Regions from separate parts of the Mus musculus genome. Here region 1 is linked to region 2. Evidence: chromatin loops called from intact Hi-C (ENCODE). Cell type or tissue: heart. All regions are shown on one strand. Each heading gives the region's core, and the rest is flanking DNA. Links, peaks and the distances in the headings are about the cores only. Region 1 has its middle 45 kb from the start of D330037F02Rik. Region 2 has its middle 50 kb from the start of Gadl1.

Region 1 (2,916 bases), core at 198-2,697, 150 kb before region 2:
AAGGGAGAAGAAGTAACTTTCTACATAGATGTGGTCAACAACTCTCAAGTAAGATATTGAAAACTCACCCTGCTTCCTCTCTACCCCATCCCCAAGTTTTGGGTAACGGCTGAAGACCTTTGTGTTAGGAAAGGATAAAAGCAGAAAACGGAACAAAATACAATCTCGGGTAAAGTAGGAACTGCATGAGACACGCAGCCTTCAATCATGTCACTATCAATTGAACCCAGGAGGAAAGCCCAGGATTCACAAAGTCTGTGTTGAATGCAGGCTGAGGAAGAGTCTAATCCGCTCTACCAAGTGTGAAATTTGTATTTTTAAGCCTTTGTCTCATTGACTCTGTCGTCTGTTTCTCAATTGGTTCCCGATTCAAAAGTCAGAGAGACAGATCTTGTCTATTTTTTTCTGCTCGTGTCTTAACACTAATTACTTCTTACAAGATATCATTCAATAAACCAGATTGATAGGATCTGTATCACCGGCTCTCTTGATCAATGAAACGAGAGAAACCAGGCTCACAAACCTCTTTTGATTCCAAATGCCCCGATTTTCCCATCAGGATCGGATCCAGAACAACCATTCCCATCTCTGAAAAAGAAATTTTTATTTGAGAAAATTTCTCAAAATCCTCAAATTCCTTATTGGTATTGCTTCGCCCCCACCCCCCCACCCCACTCCAATTCTAGATTGTAGAACAACTCGCATAACGACTTTGAAGTGTCTCAGGAGTTGGATTACTGTTTTATCTACAGACAACATTGTTAATTTTGCTAGATACCTAATTATGAATCAATACTGTATACGACATCAGAACAGTATTTAAATGTTTTTAATTTATTTTTTACTTTTATCTTATGTGTATGAATGCTTTGTCTATGTGTGGGGGGCTCATTTGCATGCAATACCCTCAGAGAAAACAGAGGTCACAAGATCTCCCTCGGAACTGGGTTTACAGATGATTGTGAATGGCTGGAACAGAACCGCGTCCTCTATAAGAACAGTCCACCAAATGAGTTCTTACCTAGTGAGCGTCTCCAGTCCCCAAGACTGCATTTTAATGTGAAAAAGTCTCAAAAAATATACAAAACATAAGTTGAGGGAACTTTCTTTGATCATGAGAATGTAGCAAATTCATATTTATATTTTCGCTTTCATTTCTCCGGTGTCTTTTCAAGAATCACCAAATTCTGCAGTGTCATTTGAGGTCAGACATCAATCAACAGGTTGTCCACTAGATGTCACTACACCCCCACACCGAAGGGACACTCGTAACATTCATCTGGTGACAAAAAAAGAAAGAAAAAAAAAAGTGGTCAGGTCACCTGCATCCTTCCCTCCCAACAAGTTGTCCCTGAGGGTGCTCCCACGCCAGGACACCGAGATTTCTTTTCTCATGCAAGATGGGCTTACATTGCTTTGGTCACTGACTGATGGATGCCCAGAGACCGTTTGTTTCCACATTCTCTTGTTTACTTCTCATTAAACATGGCAGGCTCCCACAGAGTGGACGTGGGCAATCGATGCTGTGTTGTACTGTGTTAAGTTAATGACATAGAATGGAACTCAGTGCCAAGGCCATCTGACACACCAATAAATGGCTCTCTCAATCATGTGCTTCACGGTTAATGGTCCCCATTGAGAACCGTTGGACATCCGGTGACTATTGCCCGATTATCTCCAGTGTTCTAGGCTGTGAGCCACCGGAACTCAATGGTACCCTCAACATTTGTCTTGCTGTGTACAAAAAGTGGTTCAGAGGGCCTTCCTGGAAAGCAATATGGGGGAAAGAGAGAAACAGGGAGGAAGGAACAGGGGAAGGGTGTGTGTGTGTGTGTGTGTGTGTGTGTATGTGTGTGTGTGTGTGTGTGTGTGTGTGTGTGTATGTGTGTGTGTGTGTGTGTGTATGTGTGTATGTGTGTGTGTGTGTGTGTATGTGTATGTGTGTGTGTGTGTGTATGTGTGTGTGTGTGTGTGTATGTGTGTGTGTGTGTGTGTGTGTATGTGTGTGTGTGTGTGTGTGTGTGTGTGTGTGTGTGTGTGTGTGTGTATGTGTATGGTGTGTCCAGAGAAAAGGGAGGCCATGCATAATGAGCAGGCCCTGCTCTATGGAAAGCCAAGTGCTGGAGGGAGATAGCTCAGCTGCTGCTTCCTCTAAGTGATCAGCAATGGGGAAGTTTGCAAAATGCCCCTGGGGTGTAAGGGAGGCAAACCTCAGGCTGTTTGATGCAGACACAGTAATGCTGAAAGCTCTGCTTCTGTTCCCCAGGAGAGTTGGCAGTGTGGTACAACTACAGATTTACCCCGGGATGGTATCCTAGGCATCGCCAGCATCCTCCTTCCCATCCATGCTTGCTTACCGTCTTAGTTAGGGTTTGCCTGTTGTGAACGGACACCATGACCAAGGCAACTCTTATAAGGACAACATTTAATTGAGGCTGGCTTACAGGTTCAGAGGTTCCGTCCATTATTATCAAGGTGGGAACATGGCAGTGTCCAGGCAGGCATAGTGCAGGAGAACCTGAGAGTTCTATGTCTTCATCTAAAGGCTGCTAGCAGAATACCCCCTTCCAGGCAGCTAGGAAGAGAGTCTTAAAGGCCACACCCACAGTGACACACCTACTCCAACAAGGCCCTACCTCCCAATAGTGCCACTCCCTGGGACAAGCATATACAAACCATCACACTTACCTTACAATTGTAATGGATTTCTATTGTCTTCTCCTAGACCTACAGGAAAGGCTGGAGGAGGAGAGAAACAGAGGCAGGAAGACACAGCATCTGCCCAAGAGAACATTTAGAAGATGGGAAGTTACCAGCCTCGACTGCATCTGGAAGGAAATGGAACATGTGTCCTGATTCTTCAGTCAGAGAATGTGGACTGCAATAGGTTCATGTTGATACTCATACGGCCAGTTC
Region 2 (2,916 bases), core at 229-2,728:
ATGTTTATGTCACTGTGAATGCAAGGGGCCTGGAACACGAGCCTCCATGCTTAGGACATGCTTCTGGGAAAATACAGCAATAGTCTAGGGACCAGCGGGCACTATGGCCATCCTTCACACCATGGCAAGATGGAGAAGCATGAAGCAGGCAGGGAGACGAAGGACAAAGAACAGAAGGGGAAGAAAGGAGGAAGAAAGGGAGGAAGGAAGAAAGAAAGAAAATGTATCGACAAAAACACAGCTCTTTCCTCAAAAGGACAAGAGACAGTTTACTCTGAAGGCTCAGAGTAAGGTGCTGTTCTTTCCAGAACTTTCTTCATGGAAAGGAGAGAAGGAGGGAGGGAGGGAGGGAGGGAGGGAGGGAGGGAGGGAGGGAGGAAGCCTGTCAGTCAACCATTGACTGAGATGTTACCATTTTTATTTATCCCCAAAGGAAGATCTAAGCATTACAAGTCTCATAATTGAATGTGAAGTCACATGTGCCTCAGAGCATAAGACCTGGTCCTTCCCAGGCACTACCTAATTGCCCAGATTATGGCCAGAGAAACTGGAAAAAAAAGACAAAGACAAACAAACAAACAAACAAACAAACAAAACCATTATCTCAGCTTGGTTTAATTTTGGTGGAAAAGCCAGTGGTCACTCTGTTGAGAAGCTGTGCTCACTGTGGAAACTGCACGTGTATCACCTCCTCCAGCGCTCACAGACGATCATCAATGGCCTCCACCTCATCAAGACACGAGGAGGCAGGTAACTTGGCAAGGTCATAGAGTTGGGGGGGCATCAGAGAGTCAAGCCTGCCAACCACAGCCTCTATGCTCTACACTGGCCTTTAGTCTCAGCAGAAACAGAACCCAATGATAGAGATAAATCTTGTTGTTGTTGTTGTTGTTTTTTTTTTTTTGATAATGTATGTAGAGCCAACCAAAATGCACAAGAGCCTCAGAATTGCCAGGAAGGAGCCTAGGAGGCCCCAAAGGTAGCCAGGAAGGGTTAAGAAGTTCACTGGTGACTCTGTGGTCAGAAAATGCTAATGTGCATTGGTCAGGTACCATGTGTCTTGGTGTTTCTTGGCTAGTCAGTCTTGCAAGAATAACAAGATGTTGTAAGGGAATATGGGACAGTAGTCAAAACCACTAGAGAAAAACTCCCTGTTCGGTTTCTCTCGTCAGCATGAATTACTCTACACATTGCTTCTCTTATCTCCTCTTCCTGCCTTATCAAAATTTGCTCCTGTAGCAGCAGCCTGATGCCTGCATTAATTTCCATTTAGGCCATCCGAGAACATGCATTAAGACATCACCACTCGGTGCTTGAGTCTCTGTCCTACGCTGGTGTACACTATCTTCTGGCTACAGCAGTCTTGAGAACCAGTGGCCATGTGGATGAACAAACCCTGCCCCCCAGTGGCCTGGAGGGTACACAGACCCAAGTCAGAATTCAGAGTAGGAGGGTTCCCAGGCATGCCCTTTCAGTGAGATGCCAGTCTGGTACCCTGTGGAAATGAATAACTTGTGCACATGAGTGTCCTGAATGTCCCCTTCTGGCCCTAAAGACTGAGAGAAGCTGGGCAGGAAGAAGAAAGGTAAGTCAGACAAGCTCAGCTCACAGAGAACTCAAGAGAGCTGTCCCAGAATATATAGATGCTGATATGTCTTGGGAGAAAAAATCAGTCCATTTATACCCATGAACACAAACTGTCATATTCACCACACAAGCCAGAACTTGAGAATCTCAGCGCCTGAGAGGCAGAGGAAAAAAGGTCTGAGTGAGTATGCCACAGTTGCGTTTGCAAACCAATCCTGACCAGAGGAAGCCAGCTATGCCGTTGCTACTACTGTCCGCTTAGACGCCGACGTGGTAGCACCACCTGCTTAGACTCAAAGTAGTGTACTCAAACCATGGAATTTAATTTGTTCTCAAATAAAGCATACCTAATTCTCAAGGGTGCTTTAACTGTTCTGGCAAGACTGAAGATAGTCTAAAGAGACACGGTGCCCCTCCGGTTCACTGTCAGACTACTATTGAATTAATAGGTCCAAGGAATTCCAATTTCCCCAGAGATATCTTGTGCTGTGGAAAAGAAAAAGCTAAACCCCAATGCTGGCCTGAGGGGGAACTTGTCTCTAAGAAGAGGTTCCACAAAGTTCTGGCAACTTGTTAGAGACAGGCTGGGTGGCACCACACCTTCACCAGGACTACTTAGCCATGCCTACCTCTTGCCTGCTATTTAAACCTAAACCTCACATCAGGACCCAGAAGAGCTTTGTGTTATCATGTCTGTATATAATTTATTTGAAAGTTCTCCAAGGGCCTGCAAGTAATACCACCTCATTTTTTTTTCTTTTTTTAATTGGTTATTTTATTTATTTACATTTCAAATGTTACCCCCTTCCCAGTTTCCCCTCCTCAAGCCCCCTTTCCCCTCCCCCTGGCAGTGGGTTTATGGGTGCTCCTCCCACCCATAAACCCACTGCCACATCAGCGCCCTAGCATTCCCCTACACTGGGTCATTGAGCCACCACAGGACCAAGGGGCTCCCTTCTCATTTAACAAAGGTGTGCATCAGTGGGGTATGGGGAACGGGGGAGACTTAGGGTCCACTATGCCTTTGTTCCTCTTCCTAGATGAATACTTCCCACACTGAATACTCCTTTCTCTGTCGTCACTGTTAATTATCTTTAGTTTTGAAAGAACCTAGTGGGGAAACTCCCACTCTGTTCCCTATTCGGTGTGCACCCAAAAATCTCAAACAGACCGTCTTGAGGTAAATACACAAGGTAGTTTAATGGCGGAGCTCCGGGTCAAAACATATCTCACGCAGGAGACAGTGGATTCGACCATGAGGCTTGGAAGCTAGGGGTTTTTATAGAAAAGGGTCTGGGGTTGGGGGAGGAATTGGAGCGGTTTCACATG

Evidence for each region. Peaks named below come from ENCODE experiments on the same cell type or tissue, not always from the same donor. Only the 100,000 strongest peaks of a DNase experiment are listed, where the experiment ranks them.
Region 1: it touches region 2 in a loop (2.8-fold over the local background); 15 of 42 quality-filtered maps call a loop at or near these places.

The regions. Positions count from the first base shown.
Region 1 is chr9:115,708,982-115,711,897 of GRCm38, forward strand. No RefSeq gene overlaps it. Among named protein-coding and RNA genes, the nearest start is that of D330037F02Rik, 45 kb to the left of the region's middle. In heart, for the core only: a CTCF peak has its summit at 1,234 (motif pointing right); no DNase peak of the experiment used is centred there; H3K27ac peaks cover 81 bases.
Region 2 is chr9:115,857,643-115,860,558 of GRCm38, forward strand. No RefSeq gene overlaps it. Among named protein-coding and RNA genes, the nearest start is that of Gadl1, 50 kb to the right of the region's middle. In heart, for the core only: a CTCF peak has its summit at 1,405 (motif pointing left); no DNase peak of the experiment used is centred there.